3 separate regions of the Homo sapiens genome follow, and regions 1 and 3 are each linked to region 2. A link is a contact called in ENCODE Hi-C or POLR2A ChIA-PET data. All regions are on one chromosome and are shown on one strand. Each heading gives the region's core, a stretch centred on a gene start or an enhancer-like site at or near the end of the contact. The rest is flanking DNA. Distances are from core to core; before and after follow the strand shown. Region 1 overlaps LOC284912 (a long non-coding RNA gene). Region 2 has its middle 61 kb from the start of RASD2. Region 3 has its middle 14 kb from the start of MIR6069.

The links. Hi-C counts contacts between places; a loop is a spot of excess contacts on that map. ChIA-PET counts read pairs that join two places held with the same protein, here RNA polymerase II (POLR2A). Pooled maps may share reads with other maps.
Region 1: POLR2A ChIA-PET joins it to region 2 with 14 read pairs in PC-3. The contact joins two enhancer-like sites. A Hi-C loop is called at or near these places in 1 of 168 maps with a recorded cell type or tissue (sigmoid colon) and 5 of 50 pooled maps. POLR2A ChIA-PET finds 5 or more read pairs at or near these places in 2 of 52 experiments (PC-3 and endothelial cell of umbilical vein).
Region 3: a loop to region 2 is called in a map of HCT116, with 6 times the contacts of the local background. The contact joins two enhancer-like sites. A Hi-C loop is called at or near these places in 1 of 168 maps with a recorded cell type or tissue (HCT116) and 2 of 50 pooled maps. POLR2A ChIA-PET finds 5 or more read pairs at or near these places in 4 of 52 experiments (WTC11, activated CD8-positive, alpha-beta memory T cell and activated naive CD4-positive, alpha-beta T cell).

What each region holds. Positions count from the first base shown.
Region 1 is chr22:35,626,306-35,629,115 of GRCh38, reverse strand. It overlaps LOC284912 (a long non-coding RNA gene), which reads left to right. Exons shown (of 4, transcript XR_001755514.1): 4 at 1,457-1,540. Among named protein-coding and RNA genes, the nearest start is that of MB, 10 kb to the right of the region's middle. Within about 2 kb of position 1,340, at least 36 of the 41 ENCODE cell types and tissues checked have a DNase peak (open chromatin) inside an H3K27ac peak, as active enhancers do; they include sigmoid colon, where a contact is called at or near this core.
Region 2 is chr22:35,478,581-35,481,672 of GRCh38, reverse strand. No RefSeq gene overlaps it. Among named protein-coding and RNA genes, the nearest start is that of RASD2, 61 kb to the left of the region's middle. RefSeq lists a silencer at 2,571-2,748. Within about 2 kb of position 1,377, at least 10 of the 41 ENCODE cell types and tissues checked have a DNase peak (open chromatin) inside an H3K27ac peak, as active enhancers do; they include sigmoid colon, where a contact is called at or near this core.
Region 3 is chr22:35,349,586-35,352,407 of GRCh38, reverse strand. No RefSeq gene overlaps it. Among named protein-coding and RNA genes, the nearest start is that of MIR6069, 14 kb to the right of the region's middle. RefSeq lists enhancers at 1-109, 1,241-1,360, 927-1,435, 2,026-2,558, 2,559-2,822 and a silencer at 1,461-1,580. Within about 2 kb of position 1,492, at least 26 of the 41 ENCODE cell types and tissues checked have a DNase peak (open chromatin) inside an H3K27ac peak, as active enhancers do.

The sequences.
Region 1 (2,810 bases), core at 91-2,590, 150 kb before region 2:
AGCGGTTTGCCTGCTGGATGCAGAGGGATGGGGGTTTTGGAAGTCCTTGGGGAGGGAGCCTGAGTGCCTGAATCACTGGGTGCAGGAGAGCCCTCTTCTCAGCTTACATTGGACTGGGAGATAAATGAGAACGAAATCTTTTGAGCCATGGCTAAGGACACATCATGAGATTTGGGGGCTGTTTGTTACAGCAGCTAGTATGCTAACACACCAGTGTAGGCAGCCATATTTGTATTTCTGCCCTCACCCAAGCCTGGTACATAAGAAGCCCTTAGTAGTCCTCCTCATCTCCCATGAGGCTTTCTTCTCATCCACCCTTCAAATGCAGGCCTGACCCTGTCGTCCCCTCTAGGAAGTTTTCTTCCCCACCTCCTCTTCTTCTTCCCAATTCTGAAATGCTGCTGACCCCCGCAAGGGTCCTTCTCTTCCTCCCTCACATCCTCCCCAGGTGACGTCTGCTGCCTCCTCTACGCTGGCACTTCCTATAGCTTAGACTGTAACCCTCAGCCCGATGGGGTAAACTGAGGCTTCTCCAAATTGCCAGATAAATTCAGGATGTTTTGTGATGCAACTCTGGAAGGGGAACCCAATCCTGTGTTAGCAGAATAAGGATGGGGCATTGATTCCCAAGAAATGAGTCCAACTCACGCTAATGGGAAGAATAGCAATATCTCCTGAGGACCAAATGGGCTTTTTTTTTTCTTTTTTCTTTCTTTTTTTTTTTTTTTTTTTTTTTTTTGAGACAGAGTCTTGCTTTCTTGCCCAGGCTGGAGTGCAGTGGTGTGATCTTGGCTCACTGCAACCTCCGCCTTCCAGGTTCAAGCAATTCTCCTGCCTCAGCCTCCCAAGTAGCTGAGACTACAGGCACCCGCCACCACACCCGGCTAATTTTTTTTTTTTTTTTTTTTGTATTTTTAGTAGAGATGGGTTTTCACTGTGTTAGCCAGGATGGTTTCAATCTCCTGACCTCGTGATCCACCCGCCTCGGCCTCCCAAAGTGCTGGGATTACAGGCATGAACCACAAATGGGCTTTTAAGGAAGAAATGGCTCTGCTGTGGGTTGTGTTTGATTTGAGAGAGACCAGAGAAAACCTAATTGCAGCCCAGGGTGACCGTGGTTTCATTTTCCCTCTCTGCTTCTCCTGCCCCCTCCCTGGGGGGCCCTCCCTGGAGCAGAGCTGACTCTGACGCCTCCTTCCTGGGGGAGCTGGGGTTTGATTGTTTTTCAAGGGAATGGTGGGAGGTGTTGGGACAGGGATGGGCGGTGCCTGGGGAGAGAGAATGTGTGTGGCTGCAGAATGCTGGGGAGGGAACAAGGAAGGAGAGGACCTGGCCTGGAGACTGCCCAGACGGGCGCCTGAGCTCCCCAGCTTCCCCTAAGGAGTAAGGTCTCCTTTCCCATGTCCTGCCACCCAGAAGTAACCACACCCATGCCCTCTCTACGCCCCTTGTGCAGCCTTCAGGGTAGACCGAGGAGAGCACCTCCCCTTCCTGGTGAAGGGAGCCCGATACACGCTGGTGCCGGCTGGCCAAGAAGGAGGTGGACAAACCTGGCGACCGCTCCCTGGCACCACCTCACCAGAGGACAGCTCACACCTCCACAGGGGTCAGAAGAAAGGAGCTGCCCTGGGGATGGCTGTGTATCCCTACAACTGCCAGGCACATGCCCCTTGAACACCCGATGCTACGTGTCCCAAAGGAAACTGGTCTCCACCCACCCCCGGCCCGTCCTCGTCCTGGGTACCCCACCTTAGTAAATGGCGCCACCATCTGCCCGGTCACTCAGCGAGAAACTCAACTCCTGGCAGCAGATGACGGGCACTCTGGTTAAATGACTCTCTCCAGCCTCCAAGTTCAACCTGCAGGGAAGCCCTGGAAATCCTGTCTCCCTCTGCCCTGCCTCTCCTTCAGCTCCGAACCCCACCCCACTCAGTACATGGCCCCCCAACAGGCTTTCAAATGTCTGCCTTCCCCAAACCAATCTGTGGTTTTAAAAGAAGTAAGGTCAGGTACAGTAGCTCATGCCTGTAATCCCAGCACTTTGGGAGGCCGAGGCAGGCGGATCACCTGAGGTCAGGAGTTTGAGACCAGTCTGGCCAACATGGCGAAACCCCGTCTCTACTAAAAATAAAAATAAAAAATTAGCCTGGGTGTGGCGGTATGTGTCTGTAGTCCCAGCTACTCCGGAGGCTGAGGTAGGAGAATTGCTTGAACCCGGGAGGCAGAGGTTGCAGTGAGCCAAGATCACACCACTGTACTCCAGCCTGGGTGACAGATTGAGACTCCGCCTCAAAAAAAAAAAATCAGGACAGTGGTTGTCTCTGGCAGGTGAGGGGGCCAGGATTGACTGGGGAGGGGCGTGCAGGAACTTTGGGTGATGACAATGTTCTCTAACTTAATACAGTTTGAGCTACACAAGTGAGTGTAGTTGTCAAATCTCAGCAAATGTATATTTAAGACATGTGCAATTAAATGTAAATTTTACATCTTACAGCAAAACAGAAAATGCAAAGAAATTTTGAACTCTTGTTCATGTCATGTATTGTGGAGTTTCTGCAGGGAATCAGATAGATGTCTGCAATTTAAAATGCCACAAAACAAGAAGAATGGATGGGTGCGTAGAGGGAGAGAGAAGCATGATTAAATTCATTTAGTAAAATGCCAGTGGTAGAGTTTAGGTGGTTTTCAGTGTGAGATTCTTCCCACTTTGCTGCATGTATGAAAATTTTTATAATAAAATGTTAGGGAGAAATGCCTCCTGGCTCCAGACGTGTCCCCTCCATTATGTTAATCACATCTGCAATTAGTGT
Region 2 (3,092 bases), core at 128-2,627:
GTAAGCCATTTTCTCCTTCATACAGTCATTCAATAAATGTTTGCTGACTAACAAGAGATATTTATAGAAGACCTATATGGCCCCTGCTCGGTTTTAGGTGATAATCTAGTGGGAGAGAGACAAAATACGGTAGGAAGCCCTCTCTGAGGAGGTAACATTTAAGCAGGCACCTGAATGAGTGCAAAGTGCAGGGCGGGGCGATGTCCAGGAAGTAGGAATGAGTTGGGCCAAGCCCCAAGGGTGGACATGGCTTAGTGTGTTCGAGGAACTGGAAGAAACCCGTGTGGCGGGACAGTGGACAGCAGGGAGGAGACGATAACATTAGAGGAGGTGGAGAGAAAGCAGAGCCAGATGGCACAGCAGGACAGAGTATGGAATCTATTTTAGGGCAACGCCACCAGGAAGTGGCACGGTCTGATTTCTGTTTTAAGAAAATCCCTCCGCCTCCCACGTGGGAAACAGGCTTCCTGAATCCTTCCCGGTCTCTCCTGCCTCCCTCTGCCCTCACCTCTGTTTTAAGCCTCTGCATTTTTGCTCTCACCCCCTCCAGACCACAGTCTCCTCCCAGGATGAGATCGGGTGTAACTCGTCTCCAGCTCAGCACCCTCACTGTGGCCAGTGGGCCCCTCTTCTCCCCACGGCAGTCGACATCCGGGAAGAACTTCCAGGCACTGGGCTGGGTACCGAGGGTAATAAACTGACAATTCCATTTATGGACAGTGGCCTCATGCACCTCACAGGCCTCACACAGCAGGCAGGGGTGGGCCAGGGCCACCAGGAACCAGCCCCAGGCCTGGGGTTGCTCAAAGTTTCATAACTGTGCCCGTGTCCAAAAACAGAAGAGCCAGGCAATTCTGTCCTCCCATTAATGTCACCAAGCTGGACTTCTTCCTACCCCAGCTGCCCCCTGGCTCCCCCACCTCCTTCTTTGACGCAGTCAGGCTGTCCAGGGACAGAAGAAGAAGGACAGAAAAAGAACTCATTCCTTATCTTGGAAAGCAACGTTGAAACACCCTCACATCTCTACCAGCCCTCAGGCTTTGCGGGGAGCAGGAACTCCACCACCTCCCATAAGCTCTCTGTCCTGGGTGGCAGCTGGCAGCCTCTGCCATCAGAGCATGGCTTGTGTCATGGCTCCAGGATGTTCCAGGTGAATCAGCTCTTGGGGTCCCAAGAGAAAGAGAGATTTGGCTCAAAGTGTCTTGGTCTCTTCCCTGTGCAGCCTAGTCACATCCTTCCTCCCGACATTTATTACTCCAGACTGTGTTTCAGACACCAAGCCATAGCTTCCTGGAACACCGAGAGCCCTTGGAGATCAACTGGGGCCTGGCCAACACCCAAGGGATCCGAGCCATACCCCAGCCAGTCACGGTGGCTGAGCACAGCCACAGTTCTCAGTCGGGGGGCGGGGGCAGTAGGCGCCACAGAGCTGCATCAGCACCTCGGAGAATCTGAATCACAGCCCCCACACCCCCACTCTGTGGTCAAGACCCTCCGGCAGGATCGCTGGGCAGCGTGTGGTGAAGAGCTCAAACTCCAAGCCAAACTGCCTGGACTGGAATCTCAGTCCCCCCACTCACTAGATACGGCATCTTAGGCACGGGCCTCAGTTTCCACATCTGTAAAATGGAGATAACCTTCCAGGGTTGGATAACCCTGACCTGTGATGTGCTTAGGACAGGGCCTGGCACATAGCAAATGCTCTAAAAGAGTTGACTGTGTTGCCAATTTGTAAAATTCTGTGAGATCCTGTCTCCTTTGCCATGCCGCTGCAAGGTTATACGCAGATAAAACTTAAGTTACAATTCCGGTTTTCTTCAAGATCTGAGACATGTTAATTGTCTTTGTTTCTCGCTCTGGTAACATCTTCCCGCCGCACATATTTCCCGCCTTAAAGAGTTTAAAAGGTGATCAAAAAATCTAACACTGGCTACCCGCTTGGGACTCCTTCCACGCTGTGGAAGCTTTATACTGTCACTCTGCTTAATAAAGCATACAGCTTTTTTTTCTCTAGGAAAAAAAAAAAAAAAGAGTTGGCTGTGTTGCTATTTGCCATTGAGGCTCCTCAAGTCAAGGAAAGGTAGTGGCTCGCCCAAGGCTGCCAAGTGAGCCTGTAGCAGATCCAAAGCTGGAACCCACGTCTCCTAACTTCCAGACCAGTGCTCAGCCGCTGAGCTCACCAAGGCTTTGGATGGTCACAGGGACTTTTCTTTGCTACCTTGGAGGAAACATTTTCAAGGCATTGCGCTGCCACCCATCACCATAAACAGAGACTCACACTAGGCCAGGCGCCGTGGCCCACGCCTGTAATCCCCATACTTTGGGAGGCCAAGGAAGGCAGATCACCTGAGGTCAGGAGTTCGAGACTAGCCTGGCCAACATGGCGAAACCCCGTCTCTACTAAAAAATACAAAAACTAGCCAGGGCGTGGTAGCATGCACCTGTAATCCCAGCTACTCAGGAGGCTGAGGCAGGAGAATTGCTTGAACCCGGGAGGCGGAGGTTGCAGTGAGCCGAGATCGCACCACTGCACTCCAGCCGGGGTGACAGAGCAAGACTCCGTCTCAAAAAAAAAAAAAAAAACAAACAAACAAAAACAGAGACGCACACTGTCTCCCTGGGGACACACAGAGATTGAATCACAGAGACACAGCGTAAGTGTACACACAGTCACAGAAACACTGACATACTGAGGATCACAGAAGCACATGTGCGCACACACGCTGCACCCCACGATCCAGACCTCACCATCTTCTCTGCTCTCTTTCCTTCCTCTCCCCCTCCTTTCCCTCCGAACACGCTTATTGTGGCTGTTTTCCCAAAGTCCCCAGCCTGTCATTTGAAGGAGAGATGATGTTGGCAGCTGCTGCTGCTGCCAGCTAAAAGCCAAAACTTCTTGTTTCCAGCCTCTGATCTTGGTGTCCCAGCTCACCTGGGGAGCCAGCGGAGGCTGTGGGGTGGAGGCCTTAGCTCTGAGCCGCAAGCCTCCAACTGCAGCTGCCTTTTTCTACCCTCATTCACCCCCAGGATGTCCCAACTCAAGGGCAGCTGGGGGCTCTCGCCAAGGCCGTCTAGAGTGGGAAAGCCGGGGG
Region 3 (2,822 bases), core at 243-2,742, 130 kb after region 2:
CAGCCCCTCTGAAGACACTGTGGCCACCTGCGAAAGAGCAGTGTGTCTGGGAGAATGGACCCAGGGCCTAGAGGGCAGCAGAGGGCAATACAGGGCTGCTTCGTCCCTTTGAATTCATACGTTGAATCTCTAATCCCTAGTATATCAGAATGCGATTGTATTTGGAGGTAGGACCTTTAAAGAAGTGCCAGGCACTGTGGCTCACACCTGTAATCCCAGCACTTTGGGAGGCCGAGGCGGGTGAATCACACGAGGTTGGGAGTTCGAGACCAGCCTGGCCAACATGGAGAAAACCCGTCTCTACTAAAAATACAAAATTAGCCAGGTGTGATGGCGCATGCCTGTAATCTCAGCTACTCAGGAGGCTGAGGCAGGATAATTGCTTGAACTGGGAGGCGGAGGTTGCAGTAAGCCGAGATCGCGCCATTGCACTCCAGCCTGGGCAACAAGAGTGAAACTCTGTCTCAAAAAAAAAAAAAAAAAAAGTGATTAAGGTACAATAGGTACAATAGATCATTAGGTGGACTCTAATCCTTGATGAATGCTGTCCTTATAAAAATGGGACTTTTGAACATAGAGAGATGCAGAGGGGATATGATGTGAGGCCCCAGGGAGAAGATGACCATATACAGCCACGGAGGGGCCGGAAGGAACCAACTGAACAGATGGAGTCCACGTCCTTGATGTTGAACTTCAGCCTCTAGAACTGTGAGAAAGAAGATTTCTGTGTCTAGGGGCCTGTCTGTGGGGCAGGGTGGTGGCGGTCCACGCGGAGAGGGTGGGAGGCACTGGCAGGACGGGGCAGTGGTGGCAACAGAGATTGGTTTCTGCGGGGATGGGGGGAGAGAAGGAATGAAGGACGGCGGGAAGCAGGTTTCTCACTGCTGGAGAAGGGAATTAGACATAGGGGAAGGGCGGAAAAGAGAAGGAATCTGTGGTAGAGCTGGAGTTACTGGGCGAGCTCATGATTTGTCTACACGTGGAGACAGAAACGGCAATGCACACGGATCTGAGCGTGTCGGCTGAGAAGGCGCGGGAGCAGGGGGCCCCAGCAACGGCACACCGGGGCTCTGTAAAGAGAGGGAGGGGACCGGGCTCACTTTTGCCCACCCAAAGCTCCCGTAGCTGAGCTCCCAGCTTGTCTCACCAAATCCTCCCCACAACCCTGTGAATCGGGACGTTTAAGAAGATCTGAGGCTTCCAGAGATGAAATCCCTTGTGTAGTCCCACAGCAGAGCCCGGCGGTGAAGCCAGACCCTCGGACTCCAGCTCCCAGCCCCATCACCATTGTTACTCAGCCCCACCAGTCAGAGGGCGTGTGCGCGTGTGTGTGTGCACGCGCGCGCCTGTGAGCTCGCGCGGGGCAGGAGCGGGCAGGAGCCGGCAGCACCCGCCCCTTTCTCCCGGTGTCTGTACCCGGGAGGGGCTGATTTGGCCGCGGTGGACTCCACCCTAGTGCCCCGGCAAGCCCTGTACATGCAGTGCTACTGCCATCTCGTGGTCGCCTTGAAACACTGACCCTGAGCAGGGGCCGTAGACCGTGCTCAGGACTCAGAACTGGGCCTACCTCCAGCCACCTTGGAGCGGGCAAAGGCTTCCTAAAGCGCCTACCGAGAGCCCGCAGAGCCCAATCCAGGAACGCCAGGGGGACCCTGCCGTGTTGCCAGGATCAAGACAGCCCTGACCCTCTTAGGGTTAGCAGCCCAGACCAGGAGGAAAGACAGACACAGTCCTTTGGTTCTCTCCCAGTGGGGAGTAGGGACAGACGTTATTCTGGAGCTGGGAAGGCAATACCAGAGGCAGAGCAGGGGTCCCTAGAATTACTGAGGAGTCTGAGGGGCAGGGCTCTGAGCCAGGTGTCTGGAGCAGAGGCCATTCTGGAAGGGAGCAGGGAACCATCCGTGACAATAACAACATGTACAGAGCATTGTCTACATGGCAGGTGCTGAGTTACTTGTTGGCTCAGTCAACCCTAACAACCCTATGAGGCAACGAGTGTTATCTGCCCATTTTACCAGTGAGAAAACAGAAGCACAGAAAGGTTAAGTAATTTGCCTAAGGTCACACAGCCCAGAAGTGGCCGGTCTGGGAGGTGGGTACTGACACTAGGGCAGGAGGTGGAGGGGTCGGTGTCCAGGCCCAGGGTGGGATCGTGGTGGCCCAGGGGAGCCAGGAGGGAGAGGGCTTGGTGGAGGCTCTGCAAAAGGCTTCCTCAAAGGCAGGCCTGGGGCTGCCCCCCAGGCGCCCTTTCCCCTGCCCACCAGCCCCTCCCAGCTCCACTCAACCCCTCCCCTCCATGCCCCCGGCCCAGCGCCTTCCGATGTAGCTGGGCCCAGCGGGAGCGGCGGCACCTCGTTAATCCTGCCCTGTGGTGCCAGGTGGAGGCCCTGCTCCTACCCAAGGCTCCCACCAGACAGCTGGCCCTCATTTTCTTGGGGCCAAGACTTCCTGCAGCTGTAAAGTGATCCCGCCCAGGCCTGCAGCCTCAGACAGAGCCTGCTGCCAGGGAACCCAGCCTGACTGCACTGATGAATTCCCGCCAGCGCCCCCCCCCCCAGCCCCCATGCAGCCCCAGCAGCCTTCTCTCTGAAGGAGGCCTTCAGGCAGCCTGGAACTGTTCCAGCCAGCCAAGCCGAGACCTCTGCAGGGGCCACCTCCTGCCTGGCATTCAAGGCCCTTCATGGCCCAGCCCACCCCATCTTACCTCAGCAGCCTTAGGCCGTCCTCACAGAGAGCCTCCTGGCCCTGGGCGTCCCGTCCCATCTTCTTCTTTTCACAGCGTGAAACAATGATTGAGTTTATGTCTGTCTTTCTCGTCCCTT